Regions from separate parts of the Mus musculus genome. Here region 1 is linked to region 2. The links are chromatin loops, found by intact Hi-C in ENCODE. Cell type or tissue: left cerebral cortex. All regions are shown on one strand. Links, peaks and the distances in the headings refer to the core of each region. The heading gives the core; the rest is flanking DNA. Region 1 overlaps 2610035D17Rik (RIKEN cDNA 2610035D17 gene). Region 2 has its middle 12 kb from the start of Sstr2.

Region 1 (5,370 bases), core at 111-5,110, 440 kb after region 2:
CTGAGCTGCACCCACTTCCTGCCATCATGTAGCTGGTCCTTTGTACTCTTTAATTGACGTGGCTGGGAGGGTGGAGAATGGAAGTCCCGTGACCTTGAGGTTGAGGGAAGATTTGGGGTTGAAGAAGGCATCGTTCACTGTAGTAGGTGGACTTAAATCCTTCCTTCTACTGATTAAAAAAAAATATTTAGGTTTTCCTATGTGTGTGTGTGCAGATGTGTATAGATGTGTGTGTAGATTGTGTGTGCCTGCAGATGTGTGTGCGTGCAGATGTGTGCAAATGTGTGCCTGTGTGTGTGCATATGAAGGTCAGAGGACAGTGTGCAGGTAGTATGTAGATATGTGTGTGTGTAGATTGTGTGTATAGGTGTGTGTGTGTGTGTGTGTATTCCTGCAGATGAGTGTGTGCAGGTGTGTGTGTGTGTGTGTGTGTGTGCATGCATATGAAGGTCAGAGGACAACTCTCCTTGCACCTTGCTTTTGAGGCAGAATTTCTCGTTTCTACCACTACACCACTTGTGTTAACTCACATCCCGTTCTCCTGTCTGTGTGTCTGTCTTACTGTATGAGTGTTGGGGTTACAGAGAAACACCACAGCATCCGGCTTTCTACCTGGGTTCCTGGAATCAAACTCTGATCACCGGGTTTGGGCAGCCAGTGGAGCCATCTGAACCGTCTCCCCAGCCCCTACCACCCGGACCTTAGACCTTCTGTGATTTGAAAAAGTCAGCTCTGTGGTTCTCTCTGCTTGGACAGGGGCACATCTGTGCTCTCATGTTGCTGGATTTAATTGGGGGGAGAAAGTTTTCATTTTCTAACTAGAAGGCCCAATTCCCTCTGGGGTTTTTCTCTAGGAAGTGTAGAATTTGGGCTGTGGTTTCCATGGGCTTTGGTGAGGTGACTTGTATAAAAGCAGTGTGTGGACTTCAGTATGGAAGGTAGGTGGGACGAATAGCCAGCCTGGGGATGTGTTGGCTTGAGTGGCTAGAGGGAGGTGTGGGGGGAGGAAGCCAGGTGGCACCTTCTAGCTCATAAGTGTTGGGGGTCTGCAATGGCTAGTGCCAGCCCAGGACCTTGCCTGGGTCCTTCCTCTGCTACATCTCCTGCCTCCTCTTTATCCATTAAGTTAGTGAGTCTCAGCAATGACAGTGAACTTGAGGCCTATATTTTCATCCAAGGACCAGGATAAACTCATCCAGGATTGGCTTTTTATTTTTGCAAAGTTTTCTTTTGCACCCAGAATTCCTCTTCTTGATGGCTTGTAGCCATGTGTACCACTACCACCACCACCACCACCACCACCACCACCACCACCACCACGACTGTTTCATGTGCCTTGGCTCCTCTCTTTCATGGAACCATAGGTATGTGTTCTCTGGTTTTGTTGCTGCCCGATGCATCCAACTGCAAAAGCTGCCCCATTGATTTTCCACATAGGATGCTGGTCCATGTGGCTGGTCCCAGAATCCTCAGGCTTCTATCCTCCATGTTTTGTTTCTATCTACAAAGTCCTGGTCAGCCCTGGTCCCAGCCCCGTCCTTTGCTGTGACATCACAGCATAGCCTTGGGCCGCTTTATCTTCTCAGAACCTGGTGACTCTATCTATGCCTCTTTGGTTAGCGTGGACATTGAAGGTGTCTCCTCTTTCCTTAGCTGCTTCCTGCAGGCCACGGACAAGGCAGGGGATTGCTGGGGCTGATCCGAGTGGACACCTCACTCCAGGAAGACCCCTTAACTTCTTAGGCCTGTGCACAGTCACGTCAATAGAGTGAAAATACAGAACAACCGCTCGGGAGCACTTTTTATTTAAAGGTTTAGTGGGTACCGCGTCCATCCTTTCCCTGGGTGGGTATTTGGACTCTTGTGGCTTTTGGAGGGTGCCTGCTTAAGACAAGGTAACCAAGGTTCCCCTCCTTGTAAGAAAGACTTTTTTTTTTTTTTCCTCTGGTGTGCTGGTAGCTCACATCCTGGATTTGGGACGCAGATCTTGTGCTGACAGGAGACCCAGATGCCAGGAGAATTCTGCTCTGTGGAGCTGCTAAGGCCCAGCCATTCATTCAGTTGCTCCTGAGGCATAGAGAGGCCTTGTTACAGCCTGGATTGTTCTGGCCATGAGAAGGACTGCCATTCCTCCCCCTTTTCCCTCCAACTTCCCTCCCCTCCCCTTAGGAAAAACTTCACCCCCCCTCCCTTCAACATCCCTGTCTTTAAGAATTCCCTCCATTGTAGCCCTGGGACAGAGACCCTTCTGTGAGCGTGCTGGAGGCCTGTCCTGGGGACACCCCGCCCCCCCTATTAAAAGCACATTGGAACAAGCTCCCCATTCTCCTCTGGAGAGGGTCCCTCTGTCCCAGGCCAAGGGACTCTTAAGGGACCGCTTATCCTGGGACATTCAGTTTACAAAGACTCCTGCAATGTCAGATAAACTCTCTCAGCCAGCAGAGGGAGGGGGGACAGGAGGAGCACAAAACCCCCTTTATTTTCACCCCTGCAGGGAGAGCAATAAAGACTTTGTGCTGGAGAGCAGGGGTCTGAGCAAACAGAAGACGGGGGTCTGCACCGGCTTTGATGGGAAGAGCCTTGTGGGTTATTATCATTGCAGTTTGGGGGAAGTGTTGGCATGGGATGGTCAGTTGCAAGTTTTTCATCAGGTAACAGATCCTGATCCTGAAGTCCTCCTTCCCCCAATCTGGAAACTAAAAAAAAAAAAAAAAAAAAAAAAAAAAAAAAAAACCCTTTGGCAAGTTATCTTTGCTGGCCAAGGAGAAATCCCAAAGTGAAGTGGTTATATTTTTATTTTTTCCCCTATTATTTGGCTAGGGAAAACCTCCCAGTTCAGTAGACTGGGCACCAGCTGTGTAACTCTGTATGTATTTTAGAAGAGTCATGGTCTCAAGGACTTTTGGTGGCTCACTGGGGAGGGTGACCATCTATGAGTGCCGTGTGTGTGTCCCTCACTATTTAGAGCAGACCTGACTGTGGTGTGGCACAGAAATTTATTTCTCTCAGGTCATAGACACCAAAAAGTTCTACAACCAGCCATTTTTGAGAGCAGGGCATCTGAATGTTTGTTGAACAGCCACGGAGTGGAGTGGGCCCTGTGAACAACTTACCGAGCCCTATACCGTCTCGATGAGACAGGCTCATCTCACGCAGGCTTAGCAAGACTCTGAGAGGGAAATCCCCTTGCCTTGAGTTACTTCCTGAGGCTCCAGTTCCAACTCTGATGGTTCTAGACTCTCTCTCGCTCTGTGTGTGTGTGTGTGTGTGTGTGTGTGTGTGTGTGAGAGAGAGAGAGAGAGAGAGAGAGAGCGAGCGAGAGAGACAGACAGACAGACAGACAGACAGAGACAGAGAGACACAGAGAGAGACAGAGAGAGGGAGAAGGGGGGAGGCGCATAGGCACTCACCTCACAGGCTGCACTCTAACAGGGTTCGTTCATGACATCTGGGGTGTGGTGGGGCTGAATGGGTGAAGATCACAGCGATTTGTGGAGATTGCCAGGCCTGCACCTTTTAGGAGCTGACTCTGGGTTGGGCTTTATCCATGGCCTTCCTGCCTCTCCCCAGCCTCCTCAGCACAAGCTGAGCACTGGCCATTGAGATTCAAGAGAGCAAGGTGTCAGTTGGCCCTGTCTCTGGCAGGCTAAGCACACACCTGTAAGGGGATGGTGGTAGTGAGGGTTTAGCCAGCTCAGACCCTGGGAGGGAGGTGCCTGGCTGCTTTTAGGGACCTTACTGTCATAGTCTTACCATGAGGACCCTTCTCCGATGACATTTCTAGAGAGAAGGCTCCTCACCCCTCCCACCAGGAGAGGGTCCCCATGTCTGTGAGCCTTTCTTCCTGTTTGTTTTTTTTTTTTTTCCTCAAGAGGCATGGTAGGCCCTGAAGCTGTATGTGTAAGTGCACATACGCACGTGTGGTATGTATGTATGTATGTATGTATGTATGCATGCATGCACTTGTGTGTGTGTGTGTGTGTGTGTGTGTGTGTGTGTGTACTGAGTGCTGCAGAGGCAGGAGGCTCCTGAGCGCTGATCTGTACGCCTCTGCCCTTTCTTTTCTACCCCAGGAGGAGACAGGGAGCTGTGACAGGGAAAGGGCCTGTCCAGGTGGGCTTTGTGGCTGAGCTCAGAGTCCTAGCTCATGGAAGATAGCTGTGAGACTAGATGGGCTAACACTGCAGGTGTGAGGTCCTTAAAGCATCCTTGTCTAGTCAAGTGCACTGCGCCCACTGTGGGACCTGCAGCCCCGACACCAGAGGCTGCCTGGAGTATGAACCGAGGTCACCTTGGTGCAGGGTGGATCCTGCAATGCTGGGCAGTGGTGAGGAGGGGTGTTGGTGGGACCTTGTCCTCCTGCAGATGGCAGGGGCTCCTGGGCTTTGGGGTTGCGAGTCCTGAAGGAGGTGGGGTATGGCTCTCAGGAAGCCTAGTGTCTGTCCTGCCAGTGTGCTGGTGAGCGCAGGACTTCCTGCTTGAACACACGTGTGCATGCAGAAGATATCAAACTCAAGTATTCAGGATGTAGTTGGAAGCCTGCTACTTGAGAAATTCCTCATCCCTCAGCTACGGGGGCAGATCTGTACCAAGGAACTGCGCGCAGTGGCAAGCTTGGGTAGATGTTTAGGTCTGGGTAGATGCTGGTCAGAGCAGAAGAGAGGAGCTGAGGCTGTTGTCCTGAGGGTTGGGGGATGGTGCGGATCTTGCGAGTGGATGAATGCTGGGTTTTGGAGAGACATTAGCAGCCCAGCTTGGACTTGGAAGGTGGGTCCCTACTTCCTTTACATCTTCCAGAATTGGGTCTAGAATACAGGAAATGCCGTGTGTAGGCTTTTGCTAACTATGGACTCCAGGAGAGTCCCTGAGGATGGGTGGGCATGGATCGCTTCTCCCACCCACACCGTTCATTTTCATCTCCCATGGCAGTCACTGCCTCTCCTGCAGTTCCTTGGTCACTTCCTTACCATGCTGATAACACCCACCTCTTGCACATATAGGTGTTCAAGGCCTTCCAACTCAGTGCTTTGTAGAGAGTCCTATTTCATCTGTCAACCTGTAGCTTGATCAAGAGGAGGGGGAGGAGGAGGAGGAGGAGGAGGAGGAGGAGGAGGAGGAGGAGGAGGAGGAGGAGGAGGAGAGTCCTTTGGTACCCATTGGGTTGTATCTGGGTACCTTGGTCTTAACTTCTTTTGCCCTGAGTAGATGACTTGAAGTGGAAACTTAAGGGTCCTTTGGAGAGTCAGCTGTGTCGGGCGGTGTTTTGCTGGGGCAAACACAAGAAGGAGCGTTTTCTTGAAGGCAGACATAGGTGAAAGGATGTTTTGCTCCAAAGAACAATTTCTAAACTGGCTCATTTCCCCCATATCC
Region 2 (5,370 bases), core at 84-5,083:
AGTCTCTTGCTGTGGTGGTTTGAATGAGAATTGCACACCCGTGAGGACACGTGTGTACACACACACACACACACACACACACACACACACAAACAGAGGCTCATATGTGTGAATACTTGGTCCCCAGTTGGTGGAACTGTTTGGAGGGATTAGGCAGTGTGGTCTCATTGGAAGAGGCGAGTCACTGGAGATGAGCTTCGAGGTTCCAAAAGCCCAACCCCAACCCCATGCATTCTCTGCGCCCTGCTCGTGGCTTGAGCTCTCAGCTGTTCCTGCCTCCATGCCTTTACCCTGCCATCATGGATTCAAACCCTCTGGAGCTCTAAACCCGACTAAGCACTTTCTTCTATAAGCTGTCTTATAGAAGAAACTGTATACCTTTGGGGAAAATATCAGCTTCCTTGGCAATGAACTTAACTCTGGGGACAGGGTATCCTAGCCTATAAGGCACAGGGGTCACTGACCATGTTTGGCATGGCTAGTGCCCTGCTGTCCATGGTGCGATTGATGGCCAGTTACCTCAGCCAGTTAATGGTGGATTTTGCTTCTGCGGCACTAGTTACTGCCCTCAGGGGCCCCTGCCCCAGCCCTTTACAGCATCTTCTTTGTGAGGAGCTGCATGTAAGAATGACAAGGTCTTTGATACTAATAAGTACTTGCCCCTGGGCTGAGCTCTCTGTTGACCTCCATGTTACTTTCTTCTTCAGTGGCTTCTACTGCCAAGGGACCTTCTCCATTGCTTAGGCAACTGGGGTCTCTGCCACAGTATAGCAGATGGACCAGGCCGTGGCACGGCACTTCTGATTCCTTCATGAGTAACCCCTGTATCGTATCACCTCCTCTCCCCTTGCTTTCTCTGTCTCTGTCTCTGTCTCTGTCTGTCTCTCTCTTCTTTCTTATCTTTTTATGTTAGTTTGATGTGTCACTTGCACATATGTCTGCATACCACACGCATGTCTATGGCTCACAGAGACCAGAAGAGGGCATCAGATTCTCTGGATCTGAAGTCAAAGATTGTTTGAGCCACAGTGCTGGGAAGCCAGGTCTTCCGGAAGAGCAGCAAGTACTCTTGACCTCTGAACCATCTCTCCAGCCCCTCGTATCACATCTCCTAACAGGCCTTGTGAAAAGGCCAGACAGTTGTATCTGTAAACCAGGACGTTCCTTTTCTGCTTCCGGTTCTGGTGGCAGGAGCAGTCGAAGTGAGCAGTTCTCCCTCCTGGAGACCAGTATCCCAGCAAAGAAGTCCGGTCCCTCCCCTCCCCACCTGTGTCAGGGAGGGGGTGGTTTCAAAGTGAAGCCTGCCCCCCACCCATGTGTCAGCTCGGTATCTGCACTGGAAGCTGACCCTGTGCCTTCAGCTCCCTCCTGCTTCCGGGCTCTGTCCTACGGGAGGCAGGTGCTCCCTGAACCAGACTGGGATCCAACCCTCACATTTCATTTAAATGACAGTATACTCTTAGGAGAATCAATACTGCTTTCCAGTGGGTTTGGCTAGGGCTTGGTTAATATTTAGCCCTGTTTTCAGGCGTAGTCCAGATGCGAACAGCCCGAGACGTCTCTAGGAGAACAAGTGGCTCACCCACTGGTGTTCAACCCCTCTGAGTGCAGGAAGGGGTGGGTAGTATTGGCATGGCTATGGGGGGCCGTCTTTGTCTTTGAGACAGTATTCTCAGCCCAGTGGTTGCCGAATCCAATTGGTAATGGCAGCTACAGAAGACTGCCATCCTCGTCCCTACATGAGCTTCTAGGAAAAAAAAAAAAACAAGAAATGAAGAGACTCTGCCAATGGGATTGTCCCCAGGAATTTGTGCACAGAGGGAAAAGAAACTCTAAAAGAAAGATTTGCGTTGATAGAACATTTGCCGGGGAATTAATTATTTTGAAGCTGGCAAAAAATGTGGTTGAGTCAAGTGACCGATTCCAAGTCATTACGTACAAGCTCAAGAGCTGTGCCTGTCGGCACTTACCCTGAGAGGCTGCACACACACACACACACACACACACACACACACACACACACACACACACACCAGAAGCGGAAATCAGATTTTTCAGCCACACCCTGCAACTGCCTGGATCCACAGGCTTTACTTCTACAGCAAGGCAGAAAAGCTCGACTCTCACCCATTGTGACTTCCCTTGGTTGGACAGTCACCCTTGGAGCTGGTTGTGGAGGGGGCATAGACCTCAGCCGCCATTGCCTATCCACCTACCCCAGTGTTCATGCTGCACACCTCACATTTGGGAAGCTGGAGCCAACAGTGTCTGCAGGCAGCGCTTGTGCTCTGCCACACAGAGGAGGTCAGATGTGTGTAAGTAAACAGGCTCTACTGGTCCACGGAGTCCCCTCTGCCTTCGGGTCTACGGAGTCCCCCTGCCTGCTGCGGGGTCCACGGAGTCCCTTCTTCCTACCATTTCACCTCCACTGTCCTCGTCACATCTGGTGCATGTTCTAAACTAAGACACGAACCCTGTACAGAATTCATCTCCATGCCCAAGGTTATTCAGCTCCAATCCTTCTATTGGGAGGCGAGTAGTAGTCTGTAAAACGCACCATCAGGGATCACAAAGTCAATCCGAGGCATTTTTTAAAAAAAGATTTATTTTACTTTTAATTATGTTCATTTGTGTGCGTCTGAGTGCAGGTGTTCACAGAAGCCAGGAGAGGGCATCAGATCCATAGAGTTGGAGTCCCAGGTTCTGATGAGCAGCCCGACGTGGGTCCTTAGAACCAAACCAAACTCTGCAAGAGTAGCAAGTGCTCTTAACTGCTGAGCTAGTCTTCCAGCCCTGATGTATTATTTTTTATTGTATCCACTTCCCCTTTATCCATCGGATCTGTCTTCATAATGTTGGATTGGAGCTAAGAGTAACTTTTTGAACTAAAACTGTGTTAACATTTACATTAAAAGATTTCTTCTTCTTCTTCTTCTTCTTCTTCTTCTTCTTCTTCTTCTTCTTCTTCTTCTTCTTCTTCTTCTTCTTCTTCTTCTTCTTCTTCTTCTTCTCCTTCTCCTTCTCCTTCTCCTCCTCCTCCTCCTCCTCCTCCTCCTCCTCCTCCTCCTCCTCCTCCTCCTCCTCCTCCTTCTTGATAAAAGAAATCCAGAAAACAAGTCATCTTCAGAATAGATGCTTCAGAGGCTGGAGAGATGGCTCAGTGGTTAATATCACTGGCTGTTCTTATAGAGGACCCTAGTATTCACAAGGTTACAACTATCTGTAACTCCTACACCAGGACATCCAATGCCCTTTTCTGGCTCCCACAGGCACCAGGCATGCACATGGTACACAGCCATGCATGCCAGCAAAACATTCATATGTATAAAATAAAGTAACATATTTTTTAAAATTTAATTAAATTATAAATATAGGTAGACTAGCAGGTAAAACATAAATTTTCATATCACGAAATCTGATGGCTTATCTGGATGATTTATTAATCTTGTGTGTTTGTGTATGGGTTGTGTGTGTTCATGTATATGCATACTATGTGTTGGCAGGGTATGTGTGTGTGTGGGGGGGTGTGGTGTGGTGTGGTGTGGTGTGGTGTGGTGTGTCAGCCTTGAGTGTTGAACACTAGGCACATCTATTCTTTGTTTGAGACAGGGTCTTATTGGCCTGGATCTTCACCATGTAGGACAGGCTAGTTGTCCAATGAGCTTCCAAGGGTCCATGGCTCTCTACCTCCCAGCTCGCCGTTGCTAGAATCACAAGCCCATGACTTGCACTTGACTTTTTTGTGTGGATTCAGGCGATTGAACATAGGTTTTCAAACTTGTGAGATCACCTCCGAGCCCTGTATCACTGATATTAAAGTCCTCTTTTTTTCTGCCTTCAAATGACCATCCTGTTGCTGAGTAACCCCAGACACAGCTTAGACATTCCATCTTGGGGTTATGGGTGGCTTCTTAGGATCAAAGCCTTGTTGGAGGCAATTTCTCAAGCTATGGGGACAGGAGCACTATAGCCTTACTCGGACCTGTCTTCCCGAAATGATTGCTACCATTCTGAGTTTCTTAGAGCCATTTCCTATGTGAGGGGGGGGAAAAGGCATTTTTTTCAAAGACGAATATTTCCAACTGTGGCAATGGTGAAGGTGAATCTGTAGCTCTTCCTTCCAATCCCCCCCCCCCATCTGTATCAAAAAGAACAGGAAGTAGTGGCTCTCTATTTGTTATGGCTGCCAAGAAGCCAGCCCGAGGCTGAACTGGTAACTAACTTTGCCTTTGGTAACAGTCTGGGATTTTTCTGAATGCACTTGTCATTGTCGTCGTTGTCTTCTTCTTCTTCTTCTTCTTCTTCTTCTTCTTCTTCTTCTTCTTCTTCTTCTTCTTCTCCTTCTCCTTCTCCTTCTCCTTCTCCTTCTCCTTCTCCTTCTCCTTCTCCTTCTCCTTCTCCTTCTCCTTCTCCTTCTCCTTCTCCTTCTCCTTCTCCTTCTCCTTCTCCTTCTCCTTCTCCTCCTCCTCCTCCTCCTCCTCCTCCTCCTCTTCCTCCTCCTCTTCCTCCTCCTCCCTCTTCTTTTTGCAACAACTGTTCCTGTAGTCTTGGTTTATGGTTGCACTTTTCCTTTTGGGTGATTTATTTGCCTATCATAAATCCCACCGAACGTATCTTTCTAAGCAATAGCAAGTAGTTTTGGGAGCCAGGTGGTATTGACATAGTCGGAGATTAACACAGCCCAGTAAGGTAAGCTAGCCATGGGTAGGGCAGTCAGCCATTCTGACCACTCAACAACCCTTGCTTATGGAGCCAGAAGAAGAAAGGGCATTTTAAAGTACAGTTGAAGTCTACATGCGGGATGCTAAGTGTCATGCTTACTGTGAACCTGGAGTGGGTAGCACCATCCACATACCTGCCCTTGAATTTCTTCATATCCTACAGCTGTGGTCAACCAAGGGGCTGAGGGCTGAATTGTTTCTTGTCTCTTGTACACAAATAGGGAGATATCACCCGTGGTGTGAGGAACCGCTTAATTAGCATATCTAATGAATAATGAACAGCCTATTTAGCATATCCAAGCATTACATTACCTGTATGACACCTCATGCATGTACAGCTGAGGAAGGTGGTGACACAGCGGTCCCAGCCTGGGAAGGGTGGGGCTCCCAACCTTCACACACACACACACACACACACACACACACCCGCACACACCTGTATACTCCTTTAGCTGGCCTTTTTTTTTTTTTTTTTTTTTTTTTTTTGTTTCTCTGTATAGCCCTGGCTGTCCTGGTGTCCCGGAACTCAATTTGTAGACCAGGCTGGCCTCAAACTCCGCCTGCCTCTGCCTCCCGAGTGCTGGGATCAAAGGCGTGCACCACCACGCCCAGCTCTTAGCTGGCCTTAATTGTTTCATAAGCACTGTTC

The links. A loop is a pair of places that touch in the nucleus more often than their neighbours do. Peaks named below come from ENCODE experiments on the same cell type or tissue, not always from the same donor. Only the 100,000 strongest peaks of a DNase experiment are listed, where the experiment ranks them.
Region 1: a loop joins it to region 2, with 5 times the contacts of the local background. A loop is called at or near these places in 27 of 42 quality-filtered maps.

What each region holds. Positions count from the first base shown.
Region 1 is chr11:113,185,419-113,190,788 of GRCm38, reverse strand. All of the region lies in intron 1 of 2610035D17Rik (RIKEN cDNA 2610035D17 gene), which reads left to right. Among named protein-coding and RNA genes, the nearest start is that of 2610035D17Rik, 14 kb to the left of the region's middle. RefSeq lists an enhancer at 4,605-5,370. In left cerebral cortex, for the core only: no CTCF peak of the experiment used is centred there; a DNase peak (open chromatin) is centred at 2,357; H3K27ac peaks cover 593 bases.
Region 2 is chr11:113,628,147-113,633,516 of GRCm38, reverse strand. It overlaps a transcript of Slc39a11 not described here. Among named protein-coding and RNA genes, the nearest start is that of Sstr2, 12 kb to the right of the region's middle. In left cerebral cortex, for the core only: a CTCF peak has its summit at 2,654 (motif pointing right); a DNase peak (open chromatin) is centred at 2,689.